Linked DNA regions of Homo sapiens: all the other regions are linked to region 1. Evidence: chromatin contacts called from ENCODE Hi-C or POLR2A ChIA-PET data. All regions are on one chromosome and are shown on one strand. Each heading gives the region's core, a stretch centred on a gene start or an enhancer-like site at or near the end of the contact. The rest is flanking DNA. Distances are from core to core; before and after follow the strand shown. Region 1 holds the start of ZNF510 (zinc finger protein 510). Region 2 holds the start of SUGT1P4-STRA6LP-CCDC180 (SUGT1P4-STRA6LP-CCDC180 readthrough). Region 3 has its middle 66 kb from the start of CTSV. Region 4 holds the start of HABP4 (hyaluronan binding protein 4).

Region 1 (2,751 bases), core at 184-2,683:
TAATTCCAGCTGAGATTACAAGCTGGGAGGCTGGGGCAGGAGAATCAGTTGAACCTGGGAGGTGGAGGTTGCAGTGAGCCAAGATCACACCACTGCCCTCCAGCCTGGGCGACAGAGAGAAACTCAGTCCCCTCTCCCCCCACCAAAAAAGTCTCCAACATTTCCAAAGTTCCCTAGGGAGCAAAATCCTCCTGGTGAAGAAGTGACCTAAGGCCTTAAACCTGATTCTCTTGGCATTAATTAGAACCCTGCTATCCATGACTACAGCCTCCAATCACATCAACTACTGAGCACTGGAAATGTGGCTAGGACCACATGTTGAAATAACATTTTGGATACACTGAGAAAACCACAGTATGTTCTTAAAATTAATTTCATGTTTTAGATTTTCATGTAGCTACTAGTTTAACATTTAAAATTACGTATGTGACTCATCTTCACTGCCCTAGAATATCAGACTGACTTCTAAAGACAGAGACAGGAGGGACAGCACAGGAGGTGGCAGGGGCCTCAGTCTAACCCAGAGGCTCTGGAGACATCCCAGAAACCCCACAACAAATACACTTGCCACATAGTAAGATTCTGTCCACACTGACTTCACAATCATTGTCCTGGGGTTTTGGGGACAATCACTCAGTGCTGTGAAGGCTGCAATGCTGGGTTAGGTAGGTAGGCCATTACAAACAGCCTGATTCGGGGAGTAAAGTGTTTATGTATTGACATCCTAGCTCTCTCATCCTTTGTGAGCTTGGCTCTATCTTTTCACTCCTCCTTCTTCATTTTTAATGATATAAATAGGGTGGTTGTGAGAATTAAACGAAATACTACATGAAAAGAACAAAGTGTCTTCCAAATATAACGGGAATCAACATTTACATGCTGCTTAGTAACTAGCGCTTAGCTAAATGCTTTACAGGGGATGGCTTACCTCTGAACGACACAAAGCAGTTTTTACTAATATCCTCATTTTCAAACGCTCAAGTGACAGAGCCAAAATTCACGAGGTCCTTCTAGCTCCTAGGCTCGGCCTCTCACCGCAGACCCACGGGCTGTACGCGCTTTGTGGCAGGTTCATGGTCAATACAATAAACGCGCATTCCCCTCCTGAAGCCAGCACCGCGTTTTCCGACGCCTGGCTGCATTCTGGCGCCCATACCTCGGCCCGCACCGAGCATCTTCCAACTAGGACTCAGCCCCACCTAACGCCCCCGGAGCCCGCCCCCACCGGCCCTTCTCAGGCTGAGGTCCCGGGCCGGCCGAGGCACAGGGAGCGACGGCCTGCTTTGGGGGAGTTCCCGGGACGTCGCGTTCCCGCCCCCTGGACACTAGCACATCCCTCCCTGCAGGTCCGCAATCCGCGTGGAGGCCCGGCGCTCTCACCTGAGCTGCGAACCCTCTGCACCAGCAAACACTAACAGGGAGAAGCCGGAAAGTGGGGTTGACTGCACATGCGCAGACGAAAACGCGCATATCCGTTCCCAGCATGCTGCGCGGTAACCCATAACATGCAAGACTACGTTTCACATGCAGTACGGCGCCAGCTGTCAGTGTTTTTTTGTTTGTTTTTCCCCCAAGATTTATGGCGTAATAACATGGACCGTCCTGATAACTGGAGCCCGGGTTCTGTCAGAGCCCCAGAGGTTGTGGGTTAGACTTGATGACATAACAGCAAATGCAGCGTGTGGTTACAGAAAGCAAGAGCCGCGGAAGACGTTTGAAAACAATTGGGAAAATTTGTATACGGACTGGAAATTAGAATTATTAATTAATTGTGGCAGCATTGGGATTATGTAGGTAATCTTGCTTATTCATAAAGAGATGTCTATGTAAGTATTTAGGATTGTATTATGTTTGTAAGTTTTTGGGTTTTTTGGTTTTTTTTTTTTTTTTTGAGACGGAGTCTTACTCTGTCGCCCAGGCTGGAGTGCAGTGGCGCGATCTCGGCTAACTGCAACCTCCGCCTCCCGGGTTCAAGCGATTCTCCTGCCTCAGCCTCCCAAGTAGCTGGGACTACAGGCGCCCGCCACTACGCCCAGCTAATTTTTGTATTTTTAGTAGAGACGGGGTTTCACCATGTTGGCCAGGCTGGTCTCGAACTCCTCACCTCAAGTGATCCGCCTGCCTTGGCCTCCCAAAGTGCTGGGTATACAGGCGTGAGCTACCACTCCCGGCCCGTTTGTAAGTTCTTTTTAAAAAATAATTAGAAATGGGAAGTATGGCAAAATGTTAAGAATATCTACTTCTAGAATATGGACATGCTTATTGACTATGTGTTGGAAAATTTTATAATATAAAGTTGATAAAGGGAAAATTGGGACTGTAATGTTACAAGTGTGCCTTTTAACTTAGAGCTGCCACAAAAATACATAAACAGCTTTGTGAATAAAGCCGTAAAATGTAACAAATACTAGAAAATGGAAACCATTATTAACATAAAAGAATAATATTTGTGATCCTCAGTTTATCTCTGGGGGGAAAAAAAGAAAAAGCAAGTAAGCTGTTCAGCATTACATAATACCTGAAGTACACACAATCCCAACTAAGAAAACCGTTATCCACAAATTATGCATCTCCTAGAGATGAGCTTGCTTAAATCTTATGTGGTATGCTTCTGAAATCAGGAACCAAATTAGGAACCTCTCAGCACAGTATTTTATGACACTCTTTTTAGTAACACACATACACTCACACACACACGGTTGATACTTTCTAACAGGTTATTTTATATGGCAATGATAAGTTTTGATTAGC
Region 2 (2,751 bases), core at 69-2,568, 460 kb after region 1:
CCAACGCAAGCCCAGTACAAATCCTAGCAGTTTTGTTTTTTTTTTAAACTGACAAGCTAATTCCAAAATTCACCTACAAATACAATAGCCTTAGAATAAGCCAAAGCAATCTTGGGAGAATAAAGTCACAGGACTTCAAGACTTATTATAAAGCTACATGAATTAACACAGTTTGATAGTGGTATAAAGTTAGAAAAAGACCACTCCCTCCAGCTCCCCATTCTGCCCCCATCCCTGGAAGGCGCTGGCAGCTTTCCCCATCCGATCTGCATGGGTCAAAGGGCGCTGACGGAGGGCCTGACCGACCGGGATGGGAAACAAAGCGGCCCTGAGATCACTTTCGGTCTAGGAAGCCCACTAAGAAGAAAGCCTGGGCTGTGGAGTTATGAGGAAGGGAATGAATAGTACACGGGGGCCAGGCGCGTCTCCCCAGGAACCAGAAGGCCTTTAGCTCTATTAGTTCAGAACGACTTCCAGCGAGTCCCAGCCCTTTTCCATTCCCAGCGCAACGATCGCCGGAATCCAGGCGCCATCCAGGCCCCTCTGTTCCCTGAAAAGACCACGCAGCCTCCAGTGACATCACGGAGACGAAAGGGCTTGGCCACCTGTGGCAGCCATGATAAAACCTAGGGAAAACGGAGCTCGAAGTAGCTTATTTTATTTATTTTTTATTTATTTATTTATTTATTAAGGAGTCTTGCTCTGTCGCCCAGGCTGTGGTGCAGTGGCGCGATCTCGGCTCACTGCAACCTCTGCCTCCCAGGTTCAAGCGATTCTCCTGCCTCAGCCTCCCCAGTAGCTGGGATTACAGGCGCCCACCATCACGCCCGGCTAATTTTTGTATTTTTCGTAGACGGGGTTTCAGCATCTTGGCGAGGCTGGTCTTGAACTCCTGACTTCGTGATCCACCCGTCTCGGACTCCCAAAGTGCTGGGATTACAGGCGTGAGCCACGGCGCCCGGCCTGGAGCTTGTGTTACTAAAAGACATGCAAACGCCCTTAACCGCTAAGCTCCTGAGGGGTAACGGTATGCTACAAAAGTGCTTCTGAGCTACTACTCCTGGAGGCTTGGTCCGAGTGACCGCAGCAGTGGGCGCGGTGGAAGAGAAGGAGAACGTGTTGGCCCGGGCCTCCATAACCATGGCTGCTAGGGGCGGGGACTGGGAGCGCGGGTCCCGGGACTGGGAGCGCGGGTCCCAGGCCAGGGTGCGGGCTGGGAAGACTCGGTCCTCCACTGCCCCAGCAGGCCACGCGCCCGCGCGTAGCCTCCCGCCCCGCTAGCAGCACGCTGCGTGGCTGCTCGTTGGCTACTTACGACGGAAGCTCGGTTGGGGTTTCTGCAGAAGTTTCCCCCTTGGGCGGTGGCGGAGCTGATAAGCGCGCTAGTAGCAGCTCTGGCAGAAGCAACGGTGGCTTCGAGGGATGGCGGCGGCTGCAACAGGACCTGCAGCATCCCAGAGGTGCGTGTTTTTCCTTCCCTTTGCTATTTATTTTATCCCCTTTCCTTGGCTAGTGGGTCCTGCTGAAGTCGTTGTTTTCCTGAGAGGTTTTTTCCAGAGCTTCTCAGATGCTCTAATCCACTGCGGCGTTAGAGGTGAGAGAGCCTTTTCTGCTTCCTCCACCCCTGGCTGACGCGCCTCCTCCCAGCAGCACCTGATTGGGACCCAGGGTCCTGTGGTTACTGCGTGTCCGCCCCAGTATTGAGATTCTCAGTCTCCTCGCGTTACCTCAGACTCCTGTCTTGCCCTTTCCATTTCCAGACTCTTGCATTCCTGCACTTCTGAGAAAAACCTCCTCCATTTATTGGGAACATGGTTGACAACTGTAGTTGGGCTGAAAGGATTTTTTTTTTTTAATGGCAGTTATGACTAGAAGAGAAAAGTGGACTCTGGGCTCGATGAAAATTAATTTTTTCGTTTGACATCATTGTTGCCATTCTTATGTAAAAGTGCCGGTATGAAGTCAGTCTACTGGAACAAAAACCTTTTCCCTCACGTCCCTGAAACTTTCCAGATGTCTTGTCATAGTTCATTATTCACTCATTTGTTTATTCATCAAAAAATGTTTTAGGAGTTGCTGTGTGCAAAGGCGCTGATTGCTATGGGTTAGTCTTAGTTATATACTTAGCTAACCAAGAAATCACTTCTTGCAGGTGTGCAGTGAAGACAAACTATAAAGCTGTAAAGGAATGTAAAAGAGCAAGAGTTAAATAATAGGAGTTAAAGAAGAGCCTAAAGATAAATGATGCTGTGGGTCACAGAATTTAACCAGGAGGTTTTTGTTTTTCATTTTGTTTGTTTGTTTTTTGCTTTAAAGCACATAAAAAAGGACACCCTGTTTTGTTGTTATAATCTAACATAAGTAACGTTAACAATTTGAGGCAAGACGGCGTCTTTTCTAGCTATGGCTTTTATAAGAAATGTGCCATAGGGTGCTGGAGCCTCTGTTAAGGTGATATTTGAGCAGAGACCTGAAGAAGCAAGAGAATTCGCTTAGAAGTTCTGGGGAAAGAGCATTCCAGGCAGGACCAAGAGCCAGTGCAGAGATCCTGAAGTAGGCATGAAGTTGGCCTGTGTATGGAGCAGCAAAAAGGCCCTTTTTATTAGAGGGCCCATTTGATTAGGAGATAAGGTTGGACAGGAAACTCGGAGCCACGTCCTGTATGGCCTTTTAGGGCCCAGGTATGTTTTTTGAATCTAAATATATAGACCTTTAGATACCAGCAATAAGGCTTCTGGGATCAGTTTTGGG
Region 3 (2,751 bases), core at 149-2,648, 330 kb after region 1:
GCAGAGTTTAACTGTGCAAAGAACGATTTGCAAATCAGGCAGCCCCTGAACCGACTCCCTTGCTGCTGCACGGTGGGGGAGGATTTATGGACAGAATAAAGAAAGTGACCTACAGAAAGCAAAAGAGAGATACAGAATTGGACTGGTTACAGTTTGGCATGTGCCTTATTTGAACATGGTTTGAACAGCTGGCAGCCTTTGGCACAAGAGTAGGTTACAATCTGTTCCAGTTCACTATGTATGGAGAGACCTTTTGATTCAAATTTAAAATACAAAAAGAGGTAGCTTTAGGCCCAACATAATTTAAGCACTTCTAAAAGGTAGAAGGGAAATAGCTTTATAACATTAAAAGAGCACTAACTCCTCAAAAATTATAAATAGGACTTTATGAAAATTTAAAAATCTTCTCTTCATCTAAAGGCAAAAGCACCATGAAGAAAATAAAAATGGGCCAGGTATGGTGGCTCACATCTGTAATCTCGGCACTTTGGGAGGCCAAAGTGGGAAGATTACTTGACCCCAGGAGTTCAAGACCAGCTTGGCAACATAGAAAGACCTCATCTCTAAAAAAATAAAATAAAATAAATTTTAAAGGAAGAAAATAAAAATGCAAGTAACAGAGATAAAGAATACACTGTAGCTGCAATACTGAGATATATATATATATATATATGTATATATATATATATATATATATTTTTTTTTTTTTTTTTTTTTTTTTTTTGAGACGGAGTTTTGCTCTTGTTGCCCAGGCTGGAGTGCAATGGCACGATCTCGGCTCACCACAACCTCTGCCTCCTGGGTTCAAGGGATTCTCCTGCCTCAGCCTCCCGAGTAGCTGGGATTACAGGCATACACCACCACACCTGGCTAATTTTTTTTGTATTTTTAGTAGAGACAGGGTTTCTCCATATTGGTCAGGCTGGTCTTGAACTCCCGACCTCAGGTGATCCACCCACCTCAGTCTCCCAAAGTGCTGGGATTACAGGCATGAGCCACTGTGCCCGGCCTGGTATTTGTTAAATAACTTGTATCAAGAATCAAAAAATAAATTATCACTTAAAAAAGTCAGGTAACATTTGAGACTAATCATTCAGTGTTTAAAGAAAAAAAATGGAATATTTTAAATGTATGTACTATGAGCTCTTCAAAAGTGAAAAATTGTTCCAGCTTTTCTAACTTGAAATGAAACTCACTGAAATCTCTTACAGGGTAAATTATCATAGTGCTTTGGCTGGAGAAGCCCACACAGAAGCAGAAACAGTAAAAAACTCTTTTTAAAATTTATTTTTCATAGCATCATTGAGTTACAATTGACACACAAGGAATTGCACATATTTAACGTGGACAATTTCTCTTGAGTAGCTGACACTGCTGAATGCCCACTGGGTGAAACATCAGGAAAAATCAGGGCAGTGCCACTTCTGATGTTACTCTGACTCATCAAGTTAAAGATTCAACTGCAAACATATGGTTTGAGCTGGTATCTTGTTTATAGAATTTGACTTTCACCGAACAAATGAGCAAATCTACAGACCTGGCTGGACTTGTATCAGCACCCACTACTCTTCAAAGGATTTTTTTTAATGTGAATGCTCAGCAACAAATGTAAGTAGTGATAAATATTCAGAGTTAAATAACTTTATTGAATATCATGGTTGTTCTGGAACAACTTTGTTTATATTTGCACTCTGGGTGCAAAAGGCATGACAGAAAATGGCTGGCACCAGGGCACAGATCAAGGCAGGGGCACCAGCACCAAATTAGTAGTGGTAGCATTCTTCCCTGCCACACACTGGGGATTAAAAGAAAAAAAGGCAATTTCTCTTAAGAATGTCCTGGACGGCCAGGCACGGTGGCTCACGCCTGTAATCTCAGCACTTTGGGAGGCTGAGGCGGGTGGATCACGAGGTCAGGAGTTCAAGACCAGCCTGGACAAGATGGTGAAATCCCATCTCTATTAAAAATACAAAAATTAGCCGGGCATGGTGGCAGACACCTGTAATCCCAGCTGCTGGGGAGGCTGAAGCAGAAAATTGCTTGAACCCAGGAGGCAGAGGTTGCAGTGAGCCAAGATCGCACCACTGCACTCCAGCCTGGGTGACACAGCGAGACTCCATCTCAAAAAAAAAGAATGTCCTGAAAACGAGGCACTAAAGATAGTTACTTTTATTAGTCTTCTTCATCCTGCCCCTATAAAAAATGCCTCTTTAGTATTCTGAGTGATGAAATGCATGGAGTCCACAAAGCTTCGCTGCTGCGTATTGTAGCATGATGGTTGCCTCAAGGCACAGCGCTCGGGAGTCTGGGCAGGACCAGCTGCATGGAACAGCATTTGGTTTGAAAGAATGATGGGTGGACAAACTGATTTTTCAGATTAGAATAGTTAGCAGAAGCTGTCTTGAAAATGAAGGATGCAAGTCCATCACTGTTGCCACTAACAGAATTCATGTTTTCAAGCAAAAATTAGAACTTTGGAAAACTTTGGAATCATTAAGTATTCAGAAGGTGAGCTTCAGAAGTTCTGATGACTTAACGTTTCTAAGGAGATCTGTGGTGAAATGAATGAATGTGATTTATGGATAGTGTATGAAATGTCAATATTTGAAAATTCTGCATAGTTCAGTCATAAAATATTTTCAAATATGTCAAGGAAAATAGAGCCAAAGTGCAAGATAATCAATGGATATTAATGTAAAAGTGTACAAAAAGTTCACTGACAAGATTTCAGACTCCACATTGCAGCTAACT
Region 4 (2,751 bases), core at 140-2,639, 330 kb before region 1:
CATGTCTTCTCATGGAACAAAGACCAGGGAACAGAAGGGGGGGAGATCCCTTCTCAATCCCTTGTTAGGTGCAAGAAAAACTTTCCCAGAATACTTCTCAGATCTGTTCTGCCCGATTTGCCCCACAGCCTATTCCTAAGCCAATTACTGGCAAGGAATTGGAATCAGGTGCAATGAATAATGTATGATTAATCAAGTTTGAGGCTGGAAGGGGCCCTCTTCCCCTGGGGAATATGATGCCTGAACAAAATACAGGCTCTGGAAAAATGTAAGAGGGAAAGAACGGCTGTAGGATAGGCAGCCAAGCGTGTCTCCACCGCTGCCTATGCAAAGATTTCCTGGAGGAAGTCCAGTCCGGCGTTCTCTAAGCTCCAGGCCTCAACTGAATATCTCAAAAGAAAACAAATATCCAAACCTCAACGTGTCCCAGACTGAATTAATGATTCCCGTTAAAGTAGTGTCTTCCAGTGGTAACTAATACTATCATTCAGATGCTGGAGCCAGGAAAATAAGAGTCACCGTATCTTCTTCTCCCTCATCACCACCTCTAGCGCATCACCAAGTCTTTGAATCCATCTACTCTCTTCGCCTCCACCGCCACCATCCTAATCCCAGTCACTATCAACTCTTCCCTGGAGCTTTGCAACAATCATGTTTGGCTTCCCAGCATCCATTTGTATTTCCCTCCAAACTATTAGTTCACAGTGCAGGTAGGGTGGCCTTTTCAAACCCAAATCTGCTCATGCTCAAAACTTGCTTCCCACTGCTCTTAGAATAGAGACCACTTTGAGCTTGAATAGGCTGTGCACATCCCACCTCAAGACTGCTGCACTTGCTGTTCCTCCTCCAACCCCTTGTCACCCCTCTCCCTCGGCTTAACTGTCATTTCCCAATTAGGTCAGATCCCTTTGCTGCAGCCCGTAGAGAGCTCTGCGCCTGTCCTTCAGGGCACTTTTTCTCCATCTACAGACTCAGATCTGTGACAACACGGAGCTAGTATTTCCTACAACATAATGCCTGGCACACGGTAAGTGCGCAATATGTAGCTGTTGCACGGCTAAATGTATACATAAGCTTCAAAGCAGAGTGGCCCATAGCAAATACGGTCGCAGTCCCGGGAGAAAGCACACACAGCCGAGACCCCACCGCTTCGTCGGCGCCGCCTGGACCAGCCAGTAGCTCCGCCCCTGGGCCCCGCCCCTCCCTGCTGAGCGAACGGGGCGGGGCCCAGAGGTCGCGTGACGTGACAGCAGCCGGTCGGTGATTGGGTCTCCAGGCGCGCCGTGTCGGAAAGGGGGCGCACCCGCGCGCGCTGACTGGCTGTCTGGCGCAGCGGGGCGGACGGCGGCGGCGCCGCGGGGGCGGGCGCCGGTAGGGGCCGGACAGGGTAGGGCCCGGAGGGCGGTGGCGGCGGAGCGGGCGGCATGGGTCCTGGCCGCCGGCTTCGCTGAGACGCGCTCGCGTGGGCTGCCCTCCCGGGCCCGCAGTGGTCGCGGCGGCATGAAGGGCGCTCTGGGGAGTCCCGTGGCTGCCGCTGGCGCCGCGATGCAGGAGAGTTTCGGCTGCGTGGTGGCCAACCGCTTCCATCAGCTGCTGGACGACGAGTCGGACCCGTTCGACATCCTGCGCGAGGCCGAGCGCCGGCGCCAGCAGCAGCTGCAGCGCAAGAGGCGCGACGAGGCGGCGGCGGCGGCCGGGGCCGGTCCCCGCGGCGGCAGGAGCCCAGCCGGGGCCTCGGGCCACAGAGCCGGCGCGGGCGGCCGGAGGGAGTCGCAGAAGGAGCGCAAGAGCCTCCCGGCGCCCGTCGCTCAGCGGCCCGATAGCCCCGGGGGCGGCCTGCAGGCGCCGGGTACGCGGGGACAGCGGGGTTAGCGGACCACGGCTCGGCCCGCTGTGAGACTGGGGTCCCGGGGGCCGGTTTCAGGAGGAGGGGCCCGGGAACAGTAGGGAGAGTTGAGGGTCCTGGTGGCCGCCGAAGGTAGGAGGAGAGGGGCAGGGGTCACACCCCTTCCAGCTCTCGCCAGCCTCGTGCGGGGCTCCGGGGGAAACGCTGGCTTGGGGTGGGATAGGGCCCTCGAACCCTGGCACTGAGGCTCTACGGCAAGTTGGACGAAGTTGAGGGAGGTTGTCTGGGTGGCGTGTGGGGGCGAACGGCTGAGGTCGCTACCCCGGGGCTCCCACATCCAGACCTGGCGGGGACCTTCATCTTCCAGCCCAGCCTCTGCAAGATTGAGGTCGGAGCCACCCGAGAGCGCGGTGGGGAGGAGGAGGGCGCCTGGTCCCGGGGCTGGGGGCCTCTGTGATGCCGGAGGCCTGGGCGACCGCGGGGCGGCCTGTGACGTCGGGGCCCGGGCGGGGGTCCCCGGCGCGGTCCGGCCTGGCGCCTTCGCCCCTTCTCCGTCCGGTAGCTTCCAGGAGGCAGCCGGCATCGTATTTCAGTACTTCGTGTGGTGTTGATGGGATGTGCAACTTATAAATAGCTCAAGGCTGCTTTAAGAAAAGCGTTTTTAACCTTTCCAGCAAGAATATTCGGAGTTCCCCACTCCCTATTTAGCAAGAAAAACCGGTGCGCAGCGTGGTGTCCTGCTGCCTGTGGACGGGGAGGGTGCTTCAGAGTTCATTCTCTCACCGAACTGCGTCAGTGGCAGAGCCAGCAACACTCCACCTGTGTTTCCTGTTTTCTTGAAATGAGGCAGCGGTCCCAAGGTTTGCAGAGTGTTAGGATTAAGATGTGTAGGTTGACCATTCCTG

The links. A loop is a pair of places that touch in the nucleus more often than their neighbours do. ChIA-PET counts read pairs that join two places held with the same protein, here RNA polymerase II (POLR2A). Pooled maps may share reads with other maps.
Region 2: a loop to region 1 is called in a map of CD8-positive, alpha-beta T cell, with 8 times the contacts of the local background. The contact joins the promoter of SUGT1P4-STRA6LP-CCDC180 here to the promoter of ZNF510 in region 1. A Hi-C loop is called at or near these places in 4 of 168 maps with a recorded cell type or tissue (CD4-positive, alpha-beta T cell, CD8-positive, alpha-beta T cell and naive thymus-derived CD4-positive, alpha-beta T cell) and 9 of 50 pooled maps. POLR2A ChIA-PET finds 5 or more read pairs at or near these places in 3 of 52 experiments (CD4-positive, alpha-beta T cell, CD4-positive, alpha-beta memory T cell and activated CD8-positive, alpha-beta memory T cell).
Region 3: a loop to region 1 is called in a pooled map, with 2.7 times the contacts of the local background. The contact joins the enhancer-like site here to the promoter of ZNF510 in region 1. A Hi-C loop is called at or near these places in 6 of 50 pooled maps.
Region 4: a map of CD8-positive, alpha-beta T cell shows a loop between it and region 1 (5-fold over the local background). The contact joins the promoter of HABP4 here to the promoter of ZNF510 in region 1. A Hi-C loop is called at or near these places in 3 of 168 maps with a recorded cell type or tissue (CD8-positive, alpha-beta T cell, Caco-2 and PC-9), 2 of 37 single-sample maps with no recorded cell type and 16 of 50 pooled maps. POLR2A ChIA-PET finds 5 or more read pairs at or near these places in 4 of 52 experiments (CD4-positive, alpha-beta T cell, CD8-positive, alpha-beta memory T cell, HepG2 and 1 more).

Annotation. Positions count from the first base shown.
Region 1 is chr9:96,776,654-96,779,404 of GRCh38, forward strand. It overlaps ZNF510 (zinc finger protein 510), which reads right to left and starts at 1,434. Exons shown (of 6, transcript NM_014930.3): 1 at 1,381-1,434. RefSeq lists a silencer at 1,195-1,294.
Region 2 is chr9:97,237,108-97,239,858 of GRCh38, forward strand. SUGT1P4-STRA6LP-CCDC180 (SUGT1P4-STRA6LP-CCDC180 readthrough) reads left to right here and starts at 1,319. Exons shown (of 45, transcript NR_036529.1): 1 at 1,319-1,460. It also overlaps the pseudogene ANKRD18CP, the pseudogene SUGT1P4 and the pseudogene SUGT1P4-STRA6LP. RefSeq lists enhancers at 727-1,552, 1,561-1,720 and a silencer at 1,480-1,774.
Region 3 is chr9:97,103,998-97,106,748 of GRCh38, forward strand. No RefSeq gene overlaps it. Among named protein-coding and RNA genes, the nearest start is that of CTSV, 66 kb to the left of the region's middle. Within about 2 kb of position 1,399, at least 2 of the 41 ENCODE cell types and tissues checked have a DNase peak (open chromatin) inside an H3K27ac peak, as active enhancers do.
Region 4 is chr9:96,448,780-96,451,530 of GRCh38, forward strand. HABP4 (hyaluronan binding protein 4) reads left to right here and starts at 1,390. Exons shown (of 8, transcript NM_014282.4): 1 at 1,390-1,849. The coding sequence starts at 1,501. RefSeq lists an enhancer at 808-887 and silencers at 1,168-1,707, 1,718-1,777, 1,858-1,907.